Linked DNA regions of Homo sapiens: region 2 is linked to region 1. The links are chromatin contacts, found by Hi-C in ENCODE. All regions are on one chromosome and are shown on one strand. Each heading gives the region's core, a stretch centred on a gene start or an enhancer-like site at or near the end of the contact. The rest is flanking DNA. Distances are from core to core; before and after follow the strand shown. Region 1 holds the start of PCDHA10 (protocadherin alpha 10). Region 2 holds the start of PCDHB14 (protocadherin beta 14).

Region 1 (7,209 bases), core at 2,540-5,039:
TTTTAATTTTATTTGAAGCTATTTGTGAAGCACGTACTGAGTAACAAATTCAATCTCCATACTCAAAGAGAAAGGAAAGAAAAAAGTAATTGCTAAGAGCCATAGGCAAGATGACAAATTCATGGCATTGGTGTTTGGTAACACTAGAATTAATAAATTTTTTTTAAAAATGAAATCATGGGTATCAGGTAACAACCAATTTCAGGAAAACACAATTGATAGTGTAGTTTTGTCACTCTGCAACTAAGTTAGCTTTCATTTCTGAGTCTATATCATCTAACCCAACCCTGTTTAAGATGACTAGAGAAGCTATTAAACTATACAATATATCAGATCAGTAGAAAACATTAATTTTATTTTCTCCTCAAACTTTTAATATTAATTCATACTAAAGTATTTTCAGTCTCAAAAGTAAAAAGTGTTCAAATTCTCTTCATTATTAAACATAAGCATGACTCCTTCCTTAAAGTGAAAGAGCTAATACCTGAATATCATAAGCAATGCCTAATGCTGATAAAGGAGCAGATAATGAAGAGCTACTGGATAAAATTATGTAAATAAAAGAAACATACATTTTCTTCTGCTAAGTGAATAATACACACTGACACAGGTACCACTACAACTAAAATAAAAATGGAAAACGTTTTTAAAGTTCAAAGCATTTAACTTAATTGCTAAGATTAAGAAATTTTTACCAATGAACTGCCCACCTACTTACTGCACTATTGAGAAAAAGCTGTAATCACTGAACATTGAAATCTACTATGGCAGTATAAGCTGTGGTACGCTACACATATTCTACACATGGAGGAAAACACATTTTCACTGAAGAGATATAGATCAGTGGAATTTTTTGGTAATGCAAATACAATCAAATCAAAATTTAGATTGGAAATGAAATAACATGAAGTACTAATCTCACAAATATTTGTAACGAAAAGTGATTATGAAAGTAAATCGTCAGAACTGCAACCTATATCACATATTTGTATTGGAAAATATTAGTGTATTCAGAATAAATTGTTATTTAAAAAAATTTAAGTACCAATCAAAGGCTGACACACTGGGTAGGATAAAAAAATTTTAAAACTCCTGGAATAAATTATATTACAAAGGTATCACTAGAAATATTCAAGCATAAATGGAATGTAGACAAAAATGAAATATTCTGATACATATTTGAGAAAATGCGGTAAGAGAAAATATTATTCATAAAGCACAAAAGGAAAATGAAAACGTAATAACCCACCTTCCTAGAGTGGTCCCCTCCAATAGACTGATCTTCCCCGTCCACATCTACCATTGGGCATGGTGGAAGGCTGGGGCTGAAGGCCATGAGGTCCGCCTTGGGCAGGCCCTCCCCAGAACACACCCTCTGCCGCCTCTGCTGCGAGTAAGACCAGCTCCCCACCGCGCTAGAGCACACCAGCGTGGGCTTCACCGGCCCACATGCGCCCTCGGTGGGCGCCGCCGAGCACCTCAGTGCAGTGTACAGCAGCAGCGTGAGCACCAGCAAGCTGGACACCGCGCAGATGGCGATGATCAGGTACACGTTGACATCCACCAGGGCCACCTCGGGCGCCACGCCCACTGAAGCCCGCGACGAGGCCTTGGGTGCCTGGCTGCCCTCCACAAGCGACACAAGCACAGTGGCCGTGGCCGTCAGCGACGGCTCGCCATGGTCCTTCACCAGCACCAGTAGGCGCTGGCGTGGCGAGTCAGTCTCATCCAGAGCGCGCGTCGTACTGATCTCGCCCGTGTACAGCCCCACGCGAAACGGGATGCGTGCACCAACCGCCGCCGACTGCAATTCATACGACAGCCACGCGTTGTATCCAGAGTCAGCGTCCACTGCGCGCACCTTAGCCACCACGTGACCCGCAACCACCGACCGCAGCACCAGCTCACTGACTGCACCGCCCGCGCTGCCAGCGGGAGACGCCAGCAGCGCGGGAGCGTTGTCGTTCTCGTCCAGCACGAACACCTGCAGCGTCAAGTTGCTGCCCAGAGGCGGCACGCCCCCATCGCGCGCGCTCACCTGGAACTGTAGCAGCTCCAGCTCCTCGTGGTCCAGCGGCTGCAGCGCGTACACCTTGCCGCTCTCCGCGTGCACCGACACGTAGCTCGACAGCGAGCGCTCGCCCAACCGCCGCTCCACCAGAGAGTAGGACACCAGGGCGTTCTCCTGCGCGTCCGCGTCCCACGCAGACACCGTGAAGATGTGGCAGCCTGGCGGGTTGTTCTCCTTCACGAACACCGTGTACTCGGACTGCGCGAACGCAGGCGCGTTGTCGTTCACGTCGGCCACCTCCACAGACACGCTGGCCGTGGCCCACAGCGGAGGCGAGCCCCCGTCCCGCGCGGTCACCACCAGCTCATAGGCCGACACCCTCTCGCGGTCCAGAGCGCTGTCCAGCACCAATGAGTAGTAATTCTTGTAGGTGGACACCAGCTTGAACGGAACGTGAGGCGTCAGAGAGCAGGTGACCTGTCCGTTGGCTCCTGAATCATGGTCAGAAACGCTGATTAGGGCAATGACGGTGCCCACTTGAGCATCTTCTTTCACTGGGAGAGACAGAGAAGTGACAATCACCTCAGGTGAATTATCATTTTCATCCAGTAGTTCCACTAGGACCGTGCAGTGACCAACCATAGGTGGGTTTCCCTTATCTGTAACATCTACATGAATTTCATAAGTGTTACTGTCCTCAAAGTCAATAGCATCATTTACTTTTATTTCTCCCGTCCTTTCGTTTATCCAAAATTTCCTTCTTATCGTGGGTGGGACCAAAGAGCTAAATGAATACATCATTTCCTTGTTTATTCCTTCATCCGAATCAGAAGCGTTGAGCCGTATTACTAATGTTTGGTTCACTTGATTTTCATACATCTTAACTTCATAAACCGGTCTGTCAAAGATAGGGGCGTTATCATTGGCATCTAACACCAGGATCAGCAGAGAAACAGATCCGGTAAATTCAGGTTTGCCTCCATCAGTTGCTGTCAACAACAACTTTAGCTGAGGATTTTCTTCACGATCCAGCAGCTTCCGCAGAACAAGCACTGGGAATTTGTCTTTGTCTTTTTTGTTTATAATATCAAGAACAAAATACTCATTTGGACTGAGTTTGTAAGTAAGCAATGCGTTCTCTCCAACATCCGCATCAGATGCGCCTTCTAGTGGAAATCGAGAGTCAAGCAGTCTGGATTCAGGTATTGAGAGCTTTTGTTCTGTTACGGAGAACCTGGGCGGGTTGTCGTTAATGTCCTTCACTTCCACGTCCACATGGAAAACCTGCAGCGGCCTGTCCACGATCACCTCCAGGTGGATGCTGCACTCCACGCTCCGCCCGCACAGCTCCTCGCGGTCAATCCGAGAATTCACAAACAAAATGCCATTCTGCAGATTTACCTCCAGAAGGTCCCCGTGTCTTTTGGACGCCACCCGGAACAGGCGCTGCACCAGCTCCGCCAGCTCCAGCCCCAGGTCCTGCGCGATGCGGCCCACGAAGGTGCCGTGTCTGGCCTCCTCGTAGACTGAGTAGTGGAGCTGGCCGCTCCCCACCTCCCAGGCTGCGAGGAGAAGAAGCGAGAGCAGCAGACACTGGACCCCCAGGCAGCTACATCTGGAAACCATCTTATCCTTCTCTTGTTTTACAAATCGACGAATCAGCGGTCTAGAACGCACATACGATCTGACATTTTCTGTCCTATTTCTTATATCTATTTTTTATCGAAATGGCTGAGATCTCAGAATGACGCTACTTCCTAGTCCTTGAGAAACTGGCTGATGCCTTTGTTCTAAAAAGCTATTTTGTGGACGACAGCGACATCCGGTGGCTTTAGGTGTAAGTACGATTCCATGAGTTCACAACTTTTCTTTCATTCATATGTTAATTCTTTTTTTACGTATTTTTATGTCTATGGACTTTCAAAGCCTCACATTACGTCTCTTTATAGTTAATAACAATAAATGTTGATCCCACGTGCAATGTTTTCTTAAATGTAGACTCTCAGAGTAGTGATTTCTTCCCTAACCACATGATTATCAATAGCCGAATTTCAAAATGCCCTTAATATTTGCATACTACTGAGTATACTAATATTTTATTAAATGACAACTTTAGTTCCATTTAAGTTCTGACACTTAACTTACTTCTCTTTCTCATTATTTTGAGATTTAATAAGGTTTATTTAGACACTAATGTCAAGCATCAACTATCTGTGAGGTGTTTATAACTCCGAAGATCTAGTCATCACTAGAATTTAGAGATCATTAGCTTCAACATCAGACATTTCTCCATTTAGATTCCTATTATCCTACTCACTAGCCACATGACTTGGGAAAATCGTTTAACCTCTCCCTCCCTCATGTTCCAATTTTATAACTTTGGCCTAATAGTAATACGGTGGTTGAGTGAATTATAATATAGTAAGTGCTTGCAATAGTACCTTAAGGAGAATGAGTGCTTCATAAATGGAAACTATTCTCAGGCCTCAATTTGGCCACATTTGTTTTCATGAGGCTCAATACCAAATTTGGCTCATCAGGCAAAATTATTACCTATAGAATGCCTTAATTATTGCTACTGCACAGGCTGAGAGTGGTGGTTTCTGTATTTAAGAAAACAGAAAAGTACTATTACAGAAAAATCCTTTATACAAGAAGTTTCATTTTATAATATCTTACACGGGCAAAAAGAATCTTAATTATAATTCTGAATAAAGTAATTAAGAAATTTATTATTTCTGCTTTCAGAGGCAAATGCTTTCAACCCTGTTATATTTACGCTTTTCAAATGCCCAAAAGACACAGTTCTGAAATATATCTAGTAATTTTATCAATGTCAGTGAAGTTTTTCATCACCACTTGCAGTAAAAATATTTTTTTCTCTCTCAAAGTTCTTGAAATCAAATATTCAGGAATGAAAATGTAATATATCTGTGCTGCTGAAAAAAACTTGAGTTTTCTGTCTTTCCAAGAAAGGAAAACTTAACAACAGACATATTGGTCTTATGCAAGGGTTAATTTATTTTATTTAATGATGTTTTGACTTTTCTAAAGAATATTTTTAAATGTGTCAATTACTTTAAACTTTTTTTATTAAAATCTGAATGACAGAGCAACAATATTTATGAATAAGAAAACTGACAGAAATGGGTGTCACTTAATCCATCAGTTTATGTGTCCTACTAAATTCTGTTTCTATACTTCTCTACTCCTCTGGAATGCCTCTTGCATCAAAATTCATTCAAATTCTGATTTTAGAGATTACTTTTTTATAAACCCTGAATTAAAATGTAATGAGTTATGTATCAAAATATCAACGTTTGTTTTAGCTATCTGGAGCGTAAAATAAGTTTGCCATTGATCAATCATCTCCACGCACAAAATAATAAAAACTAAACTCAATTTCTACTAATGTACATTTTATACCAAGTGATAACATAAATATCCCAATGTAGATGTCCAATATTGAATAAAAAGTAGGGAGTAGTTAAACTACTCTTTTTTTTTTTTTTTTTGAGACAGAATCTTGCTGTCACCCGGGCTGAAATGCAGTTGTGCCATCACAGTTCACTGCAGCCTCAATGTCCCAGGCTCAAGCGATTCTCTCGCCTCAGCCTCCTGAGTAATTGGGACTAGAGATGTGTGCCACCATGCCCGGCTAATTTTTTTTTTTTGGCAGAGATGAGTCTCACTACATTGGTCTCAAACTGCTGGGCTCAAGGAAGGGACCCTCCCACCTTGGCCTCCCAAAATGTTGGGATTGCAGGTGTCAGGCCACCACATCTTTTTAAATTACAGAAACTTGCACTGTCAAGTATCAAATAGGGCTATGGATCTAAAATTTCGGTTGTATGAGAATCATCTCAGGTGTGCTTTAAAATGAAAATTTGCTCTTACTACCCATTTCAGAATTTCTGAGGTGGAGCCTTGAACCAGAACATTCAATGAGGACTTAGGTGCTGCTAATGCTAATGCGTTAGCAGGTCTAAGGATAGGTTGACCATAGGCCCCAATTTGTCTGGAACAGGCTCAATTTAGGTCTGTGATCTTGTATACTTATTTACAGCACCCCCTTTGCTCTCAAAGTGTCTAAGATATTGGGTGACAACTTAGTTTTTCCTATATAGTAATTACAACTTGAAAAGAGACATAGGAGGAGCTTCATTATTGTTTCATGATTCTAACTTGAATTGAGGAATGTTAACTACAGATGCATATAAGGAGACCTATTAGGCAAAATAGGAAAGTGTCTCTTCTGCTTTCACCTCTCTGTTTTGAACTTGACAGGCTGTTTTGAATTTTACCATCTCTGGATCCCTGTGAGTTCATGTTTGCTAATGACCTCAAAAGATAAATTTATTACTAAGGTGTTCACAGCCCTTCTGAGAATTTGCATATGATGAGAGCTTGTACTCTGAGAGAGAATAGAGATTAATATGAAGGACTAAATTACCAATCCCATCAATACAGCCGTCAATAATAAAGAACACATTTTAGGCCAGGCGCGGTGGCTCACGCCTGTAATCCCAGCATTTTGGGAGGCTGAGGCGGGAGGATCATGAGGTCAGGAGATCGAGACCATCCTGACTAACACGGTGAAACCCCATCTCTACTAAAAATACAAAAAAATTAGGCGGGCATGGTGGCAGGCGCCTGTAGTCCCAGCTACTCGGGAGGCTGAGGCAGGAGAATGGCGTGAACACGGGAGGGGGAGCTTGGAGTGAGCCAAGATGGCACCACTGCACTCCAGCCTGGGCAACAGAGCGAGACTCTGACTCAAAAAAAAAAATACGTTTTATGATTATTGATGACATAGTAAATGCTTAGTAAGTACTAGCTCTAAGGAGACTGGAGGACTTAGGGCGGGAGACAAATGACATCTGTAGCATCCCTCTATTCACATCAAATAATCAGATACCTGGGTCCAAGTTTAAATGGCACATGAAACTTGAAAAACGTGCAAAGACAAAGATACTTGAAAGTATAAGACTATATTCAAGGTGAGTTGTGCTGATAGACAGATATAGATAGGTTTAATGACAGGAGCTCAGAGACCACTCAAGTTTTGAAAGAAAATGACAAAAAAAAAAAATAAAAAAGCCTTGGCACAGTGGCTCACAGCTTTAATCCCAGCACTTTGGGAGGCCGAGGTGGGAGCATCACAAGGTCAGGAGTTCGAGACCAACCTGGCCAACATG
Region 2 (7,209 bases), core at 1,941-4,440, 370 kb before region 1:
GCCCAGAGCATTATAAGACTCTTCCTCCACAACAGGATTATCAACAAAAGCAGTTACAGAAAAAATTACTTAAGAAATTAATAATTTCCAATGTGACCACTTAAGTTTCATCATAAAGTAAATATTTGAAAAACTAATAAGGTTCTCCAGAACTGAAAATGGAGGGATAGCATCTTTGTTACCCTTTCTAAAGAACATTTTCAGAGAGAATAGTGGGATAAACGCACTACATTTTCGACCCAGATTCAGCAACGCTTTTTATTTTTATTTTATGCTTTGATGGTGTCTAGATTTAAGTTACATATATAATGACATTAGCTCTTAATACTTTAGTTTGCATATCCAAATAATTGAGAATATGGTCTTGCATAATACCATTATCACAGCAAAAATAGCAATAACTCCATTAATATAACATTTTGGCCAAATAAATGAAAAACCAGAAAACACAGATTACATTTCCACGTCATTATAGCCACTAATAAAGATTTTTAAAGAAACTGTGAGAAAAACAAGAGCTATAATCATGCATGCAACTACAGTACAACCAAGAATCCACAAAAGATTATGCAAAAAGTACCATCAGCTTGCCAAGAATAACCAAAAATTAGACATTTAAAATAAATTGTTTTATTGAATGTTAAGTCCAAAGCTATTTCGAAAGTTCTCGATTTCCCCCATATTCCTACCAGTGTCATGAACTTGAAAATTGGGGATAATCGGCTTCAGAAATTTGAACTCATTTGTCCCGGAACCTCCTGTCAGACACACCTCGTATTGGTAGCTCTGGGACAGGGTCCCGGTGCCGCTCACGTCCACCAGATGCCCTGGAAAGGGACCCTCGGGCACCGAGCAGCGACCCACCGAGGCCGCCCTGCTCCTCCTGCACAGCCGCACCGCCACGAACAGGAGCACCGAGAAGAGGAAGAGCGACGACACCGAGGCCAATGCCACCACCAGGTAGACGGTGAGGGAGTCGGCCTGGGCCTGGGCCGGGGCCGCCTCAGGGAGCGGCAGGTAGGGCTGGGAGAAGCCGTCCACCAGGAGCACGTGCAGCGTGGCGGTGGCCGAGCGAGGAGGCTCGCCATTGTCCTTGACCAGCACCACCAGCCTGTGCTTGGCCGCGTCGCGCTCGCTCAGCAGCCTGGCGGTGCGCACCTCGCCATTGTGCGCCCACACGCCGAACAGCCCGGGCTCCGTGGCCTTGAGCAGCTGGTACGACAGCCAGGCGTTCTGGCCCGAGTCGCCGTCCACCGCCACCACCTTGGTCACCAGGTAGCCCGGCTCGGCCGCCCGGGGCACCAGCTCGGTGCAGGGCGCGGAGCCGTTCTGCAGCGGGTACAGCACGAAGGGCGAGTTGTCGTTGGCGTCCAGCACCAGCACGCGCACCAGCGCCTCGCTGCTCAACGCCGGGGACCCGCGGTCTGTGGCGCCCACGCGAAACTCGAACTCCTGTAGGGCCTCGTAGTCCAGCGACCTGAGGGCAAACAGGTGGCCATTGTCCGCGTTGATGGAGACCAAGGAGGCGAGGGGCAGGTGCCGGTCCTGGGGCGGCAGCAGCGAGTAGTTGACCTGGGCGTTGGTGCCTGAGTCTCTGTCTGTGGCGCTGACGCTGCCGATGTGCAGGGCGGGGCTGTTGTTCTCGCGGACGAACAGGGTGTAGGAGGTTTGGGTGAAGGTGGGGGCGTTGTCATTGACGTCAGAGAGCAGCACGGTTATGTTGTACTCGGTTTTCAGCCTGGGTGTCCCCAAGTCTGTGACGGTGATCGTGATGTTGTACTCGGCTTGGCTCTCTCTGTCCAGTGCTTTTTCAGAAACTAGAGTGAAAAAGTTCTTGAAGGTCGGTTTCAGGAAAAAAGGGAGGTTATCTTGAATAGAGCAAATCATCCTCCCATTGTCTCCAGAGTCTTGGTCTAGGATACTAAAAAGAGCTACTAGGGTCTCTGAGGCATTCTCTGGAATTCTCTTTGTAATCGACGATATGGTCACTTCTGGTGGGTTGTCGTTTATATCCATAACTTTAACTAGAAGGGTGCATTTTCCTGAAAGACCCCCACCATCTGTTGCCTGAATATTTATAGTGTAGGACTGTATTACTTCAAAATCCAGGGGTGATCTCAAATTAACTTCCCCAGATATTGGATTAATTTCAAATGTTTTACGAATATCTTCTGATGCATGGAAAAATGTGTAAGATATTTTTCCATAGTTTCCTGCATCCAGATCCTTAGCTGAGATGGTGGCAATCCAGGAGCCAAGGGGTCTGTCCTCGGGGACTTGCACCTCATAGAGACTCTGAGGAAACTCAGGGGCATTATCATTGATGTCCAACACCTTGATGAGAACCAAAGTTGTCCCAGACTTGGGCGGGGATCCACCATCCACTGCTGTGAGTGTTAATCTGAGTTCAGCTTCCTGTTCATAATCTAAAGCTCTATCTAGGACCAGCTCTGGGTATATCTTTCTGTCACTACTGTCGGGAATTTTAATGTAGAAGTGAGAATTGGGGCTAATTGTGTAGTTTTGGAGACTGTTGCTTCCGACATCCAAATCTTGAGCACTCTCCATTAGAAAGGTAGCTCCAACAGTGGTACCTTCTGATATTTTAATAAGTATTTCCTTGTCTAGAAATGTAGGGGAGTGATCATTTATGTCTTTGACACACAGCTCAAACCGAAAAAACTGTAAAGGGTTTTCCAAAACCACCTGAAAATGCAGCACACAGGGCTCGGTGGAGCCACACAGCTCGTCTCGGTCTAGTTTCTCATTTAGGAGCAAATTCCCAGTCAGCAAATCAAGGTGCAAATACTTTTTATTATCATCAGACACTACCCGGGCTTCACGTGAAGACAGCTCCTCCACCCCCAGCCCTAGGTCCCTCGCTAGATTAGCCACAAAAGAGCCAATTTCTGTTTCCTCTGCCACAGAATAGTGTGCAGATTCAGTACCTGCCCGAGACAATCCCAGCAAAACAAGGAATATTAGAACTTGCCTTTTTCGCAGATCGAGTGCCCCTCTGATCTCCATGGTTCCTTTAGGCAATCTCTTGTGGAAAAACTGAAGCTCAGCCGTAATTTTGGAAGCTGAAGCTCTGGTTTTTAACAGGAACCCCCTGGAGAGTGTATCCTCCAGCAGCTCTGTAGGCGAAGCTCCTTTAATGCCTGTCTTTTCAGTGGGTTGGATGCTTTCTGTTCTCCTGAATAGCGAAGCTCACCGTGCCAGCCTATGTACTGTTTTCGTCTTATCCTGTAGCGCCACCATGTGTCTCCATGTTTTTTTTTTCATTAAAAAAGTTTTCCTCTTTGAAAAAGTAATTCATAAATACATCCGGAACATTCGAAACAAATCCCAGACATCATTTTTTTTCCTTTAAATACTTCACTAAGTATTTTTAATAGGTAAGGCCTTCTAAAAGATAATTGTAATAAAACGTTCACAATCAACAACTTGAGCAATAATTCCTTGGTGTAATTTATACTGCATTTGGTTTTCCCCAGTTCTCTCCAAAATGTCCTTTGCTGTTGGTTTGTTTGAATTTGAATCCAGAAAAGTCCATACACTGCATTATCACTGTTTTGAATGCTCGGCACTAAAGGATCTGTTAAAATATTCTGAACTGAAGAAATAATTTTTTATTTAAGTCATTTCTCGAGTAATTACAAATATATTATCTCCTTCACTCTTGTAAATACTTGTTGTCAGCTATAGTTGGTAATATCATTACTTTTTTCACTTTTATATTTTAAAAATATAAAGAAGGACATGGCACAAATAAGTTAGAGATAATTCTTGCTCTTACAGAGCTCACAAGCTAGAAAAATTGGCAGACAAGTAAACGAAGTATGTCATAATGTATGCATTTATAAAAAGTAATATAGAAATACCTAGAAAAGACTTCTTGTACCTAGGAGGCTGCATACCTTAGTGCTTGGGAATATGGGATCTGGAACCAAATTATCAATATTAGAATCCTGGTTATGTGACTTACTATCTATAAGCTTGGGCAAGTTATAGATACCTTTGTTTCCTCACCTGTAAAATGGGGTAATAATATTTGTCTCCTATGATTATTATCGTAGGCATCTAATGAATTAATATTTACAAAGTGGTTTGTAAGTGCTGGTTAAGTGTCTGTCAAAAATAAAATAATTAAGATCAAAGTCGGACTTGGGACATCAGTGAAAGCTTTCCTGAGGTAATGAAAAATACATTGTGATCTGAAGGAACTAGCCAGGAGAAGGAGGAATATTTCAGATGGGCATTTTGAGGAACACAGAGAAATGAAGTATGCCTTGGACTTTAAAAACTATGGAAGGGGAGGGTCTAACAATGAAATTAGGGTTAAAAGCATGGTGAGAACATGAATCATTATACAGGTCATATCATGCATTCTTGAATTTATCCTAAAGGTAATTCAAGTACAAAGATGGGTTTTAAATATCTGATTAACATGATTACATCTGCATTTTAAAAAATCAGTTTGGCTGCAGTATGGAGAATTAATTTCAGGGGGAGTGACTGGAGAATCAAGGAGATCAGATAAGAGATGATGATCTGGATGAGGATAATGCCAGTGTGGATGGAGAGAAGAGGGATGAATAGAAAGGTATGAGGAGATGAAATGTTTTCAACTGTTGGTTGATAGGTTGCATGGGGAGAAAAATGGGAAAGACTCAGAGATGATATCACACCTCTGGACTGGGCATCTGGATGACTAGTGGTGTCATTCACTAGGACAGGGAATGCTAAAAAAAAACATGATTGGGGTGGAAAAAGATGAAGTGTTCAGTTTTGAACATGCTGATATTGAGGTAAGTGCCTGTAGGATGTGTGTTTGCGTGGTGGTGGGGTGTGTGTGTGTGTGTTTGCATATAACCAAAGCATAGGAAATAAATCTGAGCTGGCAATATGAACTGTGGTGTGTATATATGTATATATATAGAGAGAGACAGAGAGAGACAGAGAGAGAGAGCATATATATAGCATATATATAGAGAGAGAGCATATATATAGCATATATACAGAGAGCATATATATAGCATATATATATATATAGCATTCATGGTTTCAATCACCATATATATATATATATATATATATATACACACCATGAATGCTCTAGGATAACCAAGCAAAAGTGTGTCAAATAAGTATAAAAGAGGCTTGGCACAGAACTCTGAGAAACATCTTCATTTAGAGGAGACAGGGCAAGAAGTATATTTGAAAAGATAAAGAAGGCTCAGAGTTCAAAATCATGAAATCAAAAGCAAATAGCATTTTAAGGAGATAAGGAAGATCAATGGCTGCAAATGCTTCAGAAAAATCAAGAAAAATAAGTATGACAATTATCCAGTGGGCTTAAAAAGATGGTCATTGTGGAGGATTCTGATAGATGTCTGACAAAATCTGTTTTCCTTTGCTTCTATAGTAATAGAACTGTGCCCAGGTATGTGGCCATGAAGGTAGATTGCCCATCCCAGCCTCCCTTGTATTTGAGTGTGGCCAAGTGAATTAAGTTCTCACAGATGGATTGTGAGCAGAATTTCTGTCTTCCCCTTCCAGTTATAGAACAGAAATCATCTGGATATGCCTCTTTCTTCCAAGCGAGCTAGAACCCAGATGTGACAGTGACCCAGCTACAGCCATGCAGATTATATTGCCATAGGGAATGTTGAAGAAATTACTTGAAAGAAAATTTGGTTTCAGAAGGACTGTGAGGATGAAAGCTGCCCTACCTACCTAATAATTTTTACATTGGTACTGTCATGTGAAAAAGAGAGACATGTTTACAAGCCACTGTGTCATTGCATCACATTGGTTCCACAGTATAATCTTAACTTATATGGAAATCTTTGATAACATTTGCAATAGCAGTTTCAGTAGAATGGTTGTGATGAAAATTAGATTGTACTTCGGTGCAAAGTGAGGCGGATGAGGAAGCAAAAATGAGGTAAACCGCTCTTTCAACAATTTTTTTTTTGAGACAGGGTCTCAGTCTGTCACCCAGGCTCACTGGCTCACTGCATCCAGGCTCTCAAGAAATTTGTAAAGAATGAAAAGGCTGTAAAAGGAATAAGAAATACATTGGTATCTGGAGAAGAATTCAGACTCAGAGAGTATTTTAAAGACTAGAGAAACTTGAATATATTTAAAATGCCAATGTGTAATGTTCAGTAGGGAAGGAGAAAATTAAGATACAGAAGGGATAATGCAAGTCCCCTAGAAAGGTTGTTAAAGATGGGATCCAGGCAATGTATGAAGTGTTTGGATTTAGACCAGTGGGACGGACCTCAGCAGGTGAAAAGTATAGATACAGATGCTGTTAAAGCTGTGGAGTAGGGGACAGGAAAATGAATTTCTAGCTGATGGATTCTATTTTCTCAATAAGGTATCAGGCAAGTTCATCGGATAAAAGGGGGTATCTAAGTGGTAGGGTAAGAAGTTTAAAGTAAGATACGTAGGTTTAAAATAGTTGTTGTGGAGCGTAGAAGAGAAAGCTCGTTAGAAAAATTATAAAAGGAGTTCTTGGTCTCAGAAGCCCAATTAGGTTTGAATATTATACATTTATAGTGGCAGTGGTATTGCTAATTTTGTAAGTTTGGTCTTATAGAGTGCAGCACCCCATGTGTAAGAGAGGAGGAGGACTATATTCATCTGGGCTGGAGTTTCATCAGGTGGTTTTAGTGAAGGAAAATTGAACAAGGGAATTGAGAATATGGGCATGAGAGCAACTGGGAGTGGTAAACCAGGAAATCAGCTGAATAGGAAGGAAATTAAAACAGGAGCGTTTGATAGGTAGTAACAGCACCATGGAATGGAGCTCTGATAAGGTCAAAGACAAGATGTGATAGAAACAGCAGAATGAGAAGGTTATAGGCATAGACAATTGTGCACTCAGAGGGAGATAGCTGAAATTATTATATCATAGAACAGTTTCTTGGTGGGGAAAAAGTACAATATGTAGCCAGGGCATTAATGACTGAAAAACAGGAGTAGAGGTAAAGACTTAGGGACTGAGAGGCCATGTTGTTAGATTAATCAGTGGACCCAGGAGTGGTGGTAGAACTTGAAACAGAAAGATAAAGAGAACAATGTGTTTGTAAGATAAAATGTCCTATGTCCCTTTTCCCTCCCATACTATTGCCTAAATAAAAAAAAAATACTGTTATTTGGTTTTTATTGTAAGCGTTTTCAGGAGAATCCATTCTG

What was found. Hi-C counts contacts between places; a loop is a spot of excess contacts on that map.
Region 2: a loop to region 1 is called in a map with no recorded cell type, with 1.8 times the contacts of the local background. The contact joins the promoter of PCDHB14 here to the promoter of PCDHA10 in region 1. A Hi-C loop is called at or near these places in 1 of 37 single-sample maps with no recorded cell type.

Annotation. Positions count from the first base shown.
Region 1 is chr5:140,852,477-140,859,685 of GRCh38, reverse strand. PCDHA10 (protocadherin alpha 10) reads right to left here and starts at 3,789. Exons shown (of 4, transcript NM_018901.4): 1 at 1,250-3,789. The coding sequence starts at 3,637. All of the region lies in intron 1 of PCDHA1 (protocadherin alpha 1), which reads right to left. All of the region lies in intron 1 of PCDHA2 (protocadherin alpha 2), which reads right to left. All of the region lies in intron 1 of PCDHA3 (protocadherin alpha 3), which reads right to left. It also overlaps PCDHA4, PCDHA5, PCDHA6, PCDHA7, PCDHA8 and PCDHA9, and 1 more gene.
Region 2 is chr5:141,219,324-141,226,532 of GRCh38, reverse strand. It overlaps PCDHB14 (protocadherin beta 14), which reads right to left and starts at 3,190. Exons shown (of 1, transcript NM_018934.4): 1 at 1-3,190. The coding sequence starts at 3,027. The coding sequence ends at 631. It also overlaps PCDHB@.